Linked DNA regions of Homo sapiens: region 1 is linked to region 2. A link is an interaction called in ENCODE POLR2A ChIA-PET data of the cell type or tissue named here. Cell type or tissue: MCF 10A. All regions are shown on one strand.

Region 1 (4,000 bases), 57 kb after region 2:
ACGTCCACACTCTACCAGATCTCAGCCTTTTGCTTCCCCAGGGCAAACCCCTGCTAACCCCTCTTCCACACAGAAGTCCACCATCTTCATCTCCACACCATCTTCACTTCACTTCCCCTCCACCTTCACATATGCAAGCTGTTGTGCATAAATTACACAAATTATAATTATAACATTATACAAACTCTGTATGTATAATTTTAACACGGGCTTGGTAAATAGCGGAATTATGTCACTGTAATAATGTTGAAGCACCATTAGGTCATATCTGATTATTACTACCATATCAATAGTGTGTGCCCCCAAGAAAGAGCAGCTGACCACAAAGCTCACTAGTAAGCCACAGAAGAATACAGTATTGTACATGATGCCCATTCACCCCAGTCCTTTGTCTTGGCTCAGTATGGCCACATGTATAACAAGCCCAAGACCTTGAGCCACAACCATCCCTCAGAGGCATCTCCATAATTCATGCAAAGCTGGTAGCTGCCTCTTCACAGAAAGCTTCTGAATAAGGAGCAAGATAAAGAGCTATAGCTGGGTGGGTGCAGTGGCACGTGCCTGTATTCCTAGCTACTGGAGAGGCTGAAGTGGGAAGTCCCTTGAGCCCAGGAATTTTGAGTCCAGCCTGGGCAACATAGCAAGACCACCCCCCAACCCCACACCCTACACCGAACACCACCCCCACTCAAGAAAGAGAAAAAAAAAAAGAGCTGTAGGCAGTAGATCTTGCCCTGTGGACCTGTGGACCAGAGCAACTAGCAGTGAGAATCCTGGTCCTATTCCAGACCTACTAAATCAGAATCTCTTTTTCAGTAAGACCCAAGTGCTGCTCTGGGAAGAATGAAGAGAGGGGATTGATAAATTACCTGATATGCTTGACTATGGAAACTGTGCTTAGAGTCAATTAGAGGAGTGGGAAAAACCTGTGAGGGGAATAAAGAAAACTAAACAAAGGAACAAAAATGAATCATTTCACCCCCTCCCTACTCCTAAAAAAACAAGAGGTTGTACATGAAAATAAATGTAATCATATATGATACTTGGTCCCGTAAAACTATAGTTACATAGCCACAGTATTGGAAATATGGAACAGAATTTGTGATGTATTACTACTGGTGGTATAAGAGAGCTAAATCATAATTGATCATAATAGGGTATAGAAAAGTAATATCTAGAAATGGATATATAGAGAAATAGCAGCATAAATATGGTATTGTCTCTAGAAATATGCAGATAAGTACCAGATAAAACAACTGAGCACTTAAAGAAGCTGTTTCTGGGGATTCAGGAGTAATAGGTTGGAAGTGGGAAGTGGAACTGACATTTCTTAAAAGCACTTTGTCCCATTTGGTTTTTTTTTTAAATACATGTAATACATATAAAGAGCTTTTTTAAAAACTTTGACAGAATGATATTGTCTTGAGAAATATGTAGATAAGTACCACATAAAACAACTGAACCACATTTAAAAAGAAAAGACGTTGACTGGGCGTGGTGGCTCACACCTGTATTCCCAGCAGTTTGGGAGGTCAAGGCAGCCAGATCACTTGAGGTCAGGAATTCAAGACCAGCCTGGCCAACACGGTGAAACCCCATCTCTACTAAAAGTACAAAAATTAGCCAGGCATGGTGGTGCATGTCTATAATCCCAGCTACTTGGGAGGCTGAGGCACGAGAATCGCTTTAACCCAGGAGGTTGTAGTAAGCCGAGATTGTGCCACTGCACTCCAGCCTGGGCGACAGAGTAAGACTCCGTCTCAAAATAAATAAATAGACTCAAATGGTTGCCTCAGTGATGAAAGTCAAGTAAGATGAGAACGAGAGTAACCATTGAATTTGACATGAGGATAACACTGAGAAATTTGAACAGATTATAGTGAAAAGCAGGGAGGGGAAACAAATGCTGACATTTTATCATTAGGTTCCATATGAAGCATATCATATTCCTCAGCCCAAATGATTTCATGTCTAAGAAGAAGAAGTTTTTGTTTCTATCTCGCAGTGGGCCTGGGAAGAGCAGGAACTTCCTAAGAGCAGCACCACTTCACAAGGCCTCTCCCATTCAGGAACCATGACAGGCAGGGGCATCCTAGGGGCATCCTAGAGGTTCTGTTCTCTAAACCTTGGGAAATTTAGAGATCCTGTCTTTCATTGTGTAAGACTGATGACTTGGTTTCTGTCAAAAAGACCCAGATGCTATCCAATCAAAATAGTGTCTGTTATGCAATAGCTTGAGCTCCAAGTACTTTCTTCTTCTTTCCCCCAGACCCTTTCTTTTCAGTATGGCTCCGTTAGTTGCAAGTAAAAGCTCTTTTTCCCCCCTGAAAACAATGTCTTATGAGAATATGAAGCATGAGACAAAAGTATCATTGAAAGGGGCTGATAAGAGAAGTGAAATGAGGAAGGGGAAATAGATTATAGGTGATATGATCAGAAAGTTAAGCATGAAGAGGAAAATGGGACAGGAGCCTTTCAAACTAGGAAGGCTAAGGAACGATGGGTTTGAATGAAGCCACAAATTCTATTTCAGTCTATGTGCTGATGAGAAGACAGGGAGTAAGAACTAGGAAAGCTCAGTTTAAGAGGGGAAGACAAGCTTGGAAACAAAAGATGACAATAAACACATCTGCTTCTGAAACTAGGGCTCAGATCAGGTGTCTGCCATGAGAAAGGGACCAAGTGTCACAGGATACACCTGGCCCATCTTCCAGGAAAGCCTACTTCTCTTGGAGGGGACAAAGGCTAATCAGGAGAAGCCCTAGAAGTGAGGTTGCATCTGCTTGATGCAATGTCTGAAAGACATTGCAGAAGGTGCAGCCCTTACATGAGCTTTTGAGGGAAGAATAGGAGTTCATCATAAAGATAAGAGGGAACAGGCTAGTCGCGGTGGCTCACACCTATAATCCCAGCACTTTGGGAGACCGAGGCGGGTGTATCACTTGAGGTCAGGAGTTCAAAACCAGCCTGGCCAACATTGGGAAACCCCACCTCTACCAAAAATACCAACAAAGCCAGGCGTGGTGGGGCACGCCTGTAGTCCCAGCTACTTGGGAGGCTAAGGCAGGAGAAATGCTTGAACCTGGGAGTCAGAGGTTGCAGTGAGCTGAAATTGTGCCACTGCCCTCCAGCCTGGGTGACAAAGTGAGACTCCATCTCAAAAAAAAAAAAAAAAAAAAGTTAAGAAGAGACAGAATATTCTGGAAGGGGGAAGGCAAGCACTGCTATCTGGAGGCCTGAGAGGCATTGTGGGTTGAGGTAACCACACCCACTCCAAATTCAGCCTGTGGGTGGACAAGCAGGGAAGGAGAAGGGGAATGGAGAAAAAGCCCTCAGGAAAGAAGCAAGGAGACTGCCAGAGTATTTTCTTGACCAGATCAAGCTAGACCTACAGTATTTTCCTAACCAGATTAAGGTGCATAAACTTGATGCTGAAGTCACTAGGGAGATGTGGAAGGATTTTTAAGCAAAAAGTGATATGATCAGATTTGCATTTGGGAAAGATCATTCTCTTGGCAGTCTGGTGGGTGAAATGGAGCAACTGTCTTTTGTCTTAATCACAATTCCAACTCAAAGATAAATAACAAAACTGGGAAGAATGTTTGTTACAAATATAATACAGGATTGATATTTTTAAGTTATTAAAATTCACACAGATTGCTAAGAACTAGCACCAGGACCAGTCTTGAAAACAATGGGCAACTGGCCTGAACAGCTCATTTCTAGAATGTATTAAATGTCTAATTAACACATAAAAAACTCCAGCCTCGCTAACATATAAAGGCACAATAAATAATAATTTAATTAACTTGACCCATCCCAATAGTAAGGATGTGAAATAATAACTTCTCAGTGCTAGCAGGGATTAGGTGAGGGCACCTCCATTGAGGGTGTGATGGATTCAACATTTCAGGAAGGGACTGTAGAAATATGCTGATACTAGGTCGGGCATGGTGGCTCACACCTGTAATCCCAGCACTTTGGGAGACCAAGGCAAGCA
Region 2 (4,000 bases):
TTAGCGTACATTCTTATGACTTACTTTTTTATCATACACTGTTGTAAGCAAACTGCATGTGTTGTCTCATTCCATGCTCACAGCAACAACTCTTAAAAGTCAAGTACTATTACTGTCATTATTTTACAGGTAGGGAAACTGGGGCACAAAGAAGTTAGAGAACTGGCCAAAGGTCACACAGGCCACCTGGCTTCAGAATTAGTGCTCTTATCCACTCTATTATGCAACCTCTCCTCACTAGTTTTGAACTTCAGTGGCTGAGACCTACTACATGGTAGGTTCTCAATAAAAATTTGTTGAATCACTGAATTCATTTCTGCCCCATTTCACATCCATTTCTTTCCCAAGACTTCTTTGTCAGAGTTCGGTATAAAGGACTGATGAGAAATGGACCCAGGGCCTCACACTTTGGAAACTACAAAGTTCAACGATACAAACTATTGGTCCCAGAAACTCCTAATCTGAAGCTTAGCACCTCAGCTGCTGTGTCAAAAATGACTTGGATCCTTCAGGCAAGGGTGGGGTGATCATTCTTACTGATATAATTTCAAGCAGCACAGCTTCTGATAGACTGTGAATTTAAAAATGAGCAAATGGGCTGGGCTCAGTGGCTCATGCCTGTAATCCCAGCACTTTGGGAGGCCGAAGCGGGCGTATCACCTGAGGTCAGGAGTTTGAGATCAGCCTGGGCAACACGGTGAAACCCAGTCTCTACTAAAAATACAAAATTAGCCGGGCATGGTGGCACATGCCTGCAATCCCAGCTACTCAGGAGGCTGAGGCAGGAGAATCGCTTGAACCTTCGGAGCCGGAGGATGCGGTGAGCCGAGATCGCACCATTGCACTCCAGCCTGGGCAACAAGAGTAAATCTCCATCTCACCAAAAAAAAAAAAAGAAAAAGAAAAGAAATAAAAATGAGCAAATGAACATTTAAATAAATAAGTATGATGGATAAATAGGGAATGAACAGTGGTATGGATTATAATAAAGTAAGAAAGTTTCGTAAAATATTAAGTATATCACTATAATCTACATGGTAGGCATATTGGTATTCACCAAAAATTCTTTCACCTTTGCTTTATGTTTTAGAAGTGTTATGGTAAACTGTTGGGAAGGAAAAGGGGGAGGGAAGAATTGTGGGATTCTGTTGGTAACAGAGACCAGAAATACCATTGGCTTAAACAAAACAAGGGTTTTCTTGTTTTTTCTTGATGTTGTTGTTTGTTTTCATGTAAAATGAATTTAGATGGCGGTAGTCCAGGGCTGACCTGGCAGCTCAGAGATGTCATTCATGCCCCAGCCTGCTTCTGACTTCATTCTCTGCTGTCTCTGCATGTGGCTTTCAACCTCAAGGTTGCCTCATGGTTCTAAGAGGGCTGCCGCACCTCTAGTTCAAAAGTCTACATCCAAGACAAGAGGAAGAAGGAAGTACGGAGAGTGTACACTCACACTCCCAGCTATCTTGGCCTCCATTCTGAAGGATCTCTGGGAGAAACACAAGCCCACAACTTTACCTACAAACTATTGATTCCAACTTAGTCCCTTGTTCTCTGGTATCTATGAGATAGCAGAGCCTATTGAAGTACCCAAGAAAATTAGGCTTTATCACCAAGAAGAAAGGGGGACTGCATGATGCAGAAGGGACCAGCCATCTCAACCAGATACTGCACAGCCTAAATTCAAACTGTTACAATATAATCAAATTTCATCAACCCCAGTCACATCTTAATCTTAGGAGTTTTGATCACTGACTTGCAAATCCAAAAAGTGTGTTTTGAGGTCCTAGGCCACAGGAAGAACCAGTTTGTCTCACAGACCTCTTACAGAGATGGCATTTGTAGTCTATCTAGATTCCAGCTTCAGATAATATGTACTCCACTGGCAGCACGAGAAATAAATACACAGGAAAATACAATATAGCACAAACCAGGAGCTGAGGGCGAATGAAGATGCTCAGAAACACCTGCACTAAAAGTTTCCTGAAAAAGGTAAAAAATGTCAATCAGCACTGCCTCTGGAAACCAGAAACATTATATTATTTGATAACAGATCCTAAGTCTGGATGCTGGAGGTGCTTAAAAATGTGCATTGCGTCTGGCTTTCTTTCCATGTATACATTTATTTGACGCTGTAGTAAAATCTCCTCCTTCAGGTACCCATATTCATGCAAGCAAATGTTAGCAAACTGCCACAGTAGCATTTTAATTAGTGCACAACTTTCTCTCTTCACCACATTATAATCTTTTCTCATTTTGTTCTGCTGCTATTTCTATTATGATAAAAGACTTAAGTAAATATGTAGAAATACTTATATACATGGACACGCAATAATGATTCAAATAGATAAACACAGAAACACAAACACTAAGGGAGGTACGGCTGGAATTTTTCTGCAACGTGTACAATTCAATGTACTTTCACTTTTCATTTCAACCCTCCTCAGTGGTTTCCTCCCAGCAACTGATGAGAAACATCACCTCTGAGCCAATCAAAAAACTAATTCTTCCAAAAAGAGATTGTTATTATTCCTCACAATAACCAGATAGCCTCTGCTTTCTTTTTCCTTTCTTCGGAATGAGAGACTCAACCATAATAGAAAGAATGGAGAACTATTAACCACCATTCTTCAGTGGGCTGTGATTTTCAGAGGGGAATACTAAGAAGTAAGTGGGGAATGTTGATTAGAGCCTGGGCTACAATGCCTGGGAGGACAAGAGCTGAATCGCTGAGAGTGGTGAGTGGGCATGCAGGGAGAGTACTTGCCCAGGGAAAGGGGTGCAGTGCCTCTGTGTGTGTGTGTGTGTGTGTGTGTGTGTGTGTGTGTGTGTGTGCGTGTGTGCGCATGGGCACCCATGCACACATGTGGGCACATGGAGAAGAGGCAAGTAGTGCAAAGAATAAAGACCTGCAGATATTGGGATTTGGTGGAAGGAGAGGGAGACAACATAAATGAAGAAATATTCCAACTGCATGTTCTTAAGAACTTATTGTGGTCAGAAAAGGGCAAAAAAGTCGCTAAAATCTGTTTTGGCCAACACAAGCCATCTATTCTAAGAGATTCTAGAAAGAGATGTGCCTTATAGATTCATATGTAAATTTGTTCATTACAGAAATACTTATAATATAGAAAAATCTGAACCAGCATACACATACAACAGGCAGGGGGTAGACAAACAGTGCGTGGCTCTATCATAAAAGAGATTTCTATGCAGCTTTTAGGCATCATGTTTTTAATGAAGGGCAATTATTTCTCATTTTAACAGCATTAGATCCATACATTAAACCTTGTTTTGTATGTTTTAGGTACAGTATCTGTTTTTCCTTCCATTAATCATTTCCTCATAACCCAATATATGTGTTTCAATGGACACAATCTATTTCATTGTGTGAATATATAATTATTTTGTAATACTTTACTAATTTTGGCTATTTCAATTATCTACATTTGGCTACTGTATAGATTTTATTATATTTAACAACCTCAGACATAAATTTTTGTCTTAATTTCTGTCTTTTTTTTTTGCCTCAACAATAATTCCTATAAGTGGAACTTTTGGGTAAAGCATACAACTTTTTTTTTTAATAGCATTTCCTTGGTAGAGCATGTAACTTTTTAAAGATGCTTGCTGTATATATGACCAAAATGCTTTGAGAAATATTTATATTTCTACTACCAAAGTATATGATTACTACTACAGAGTTTTAATTTTATTGATTGACTAATTTGTAGAAATGGGGGTCTCATTATGTTACCCAGGCTGTTTTAAACCCCTGGGCTCAAGGAATCCTCCCACCTTGACCATCCAAATTGCTAAGATTGCAGGCATGAGCCACTGAACTTTTATTCCTTTATGCTTTTCTTCATTTGCAATATTGACTATAATCAGGAAGAAAATATAAACATCCTTTAAAAAGAATGAAAACATATGTCTCACTCTAAGCAGAGCAGAGAAATTGTTAACTTTGAAACCAGTGATAATAAAAATGATACCCCTTCTA

Evidence for each region. ChIA-PET counts read pairs that join two places held together with the same protein. Peaks named below come from ENCODE experiments on the same cell type or tissue, not always from the same donor. Only the 100,000 strongest peaks of a DNase experiment are listed, where the experiment ranks them.
Region 1: POLR2A ChIA-PET joins it to region 2 with 9 read pairs; 2 of 35 experiments call an interaction of 5 or more read pairs at or near these places.

Annotation. Positions count from the first base shown.
Region 1 is chr6:26,495,012-26,499,011 of GRCh38, forward strand. All of the region lies in intron 1 of LOC107986583 (a long non-coding RNA gene), which reads right to left. Among named protein-coding and RNA genes, the nearest start is that of BTN1A1, 3.3 kb to the right of the region's middle. In MCF 10A, no CTCF peak of the experiment used is centred here; no DNase peak of the experiment used is centred here.
Region 2 is chr6:26,437,985-26,441,984 of GRCh38, forward strand. BTN3A3 (butyrophilin subfamily 3 member A3) reads left to right here and starts at 2,520. Exons shown (of 11, transcript NM_006994.5): 1 at 2,520-2,664. In MCF 10A, no CTCF peak of the experiment used is centred here; a DNase peak (open chromatin) is centred at 2,447.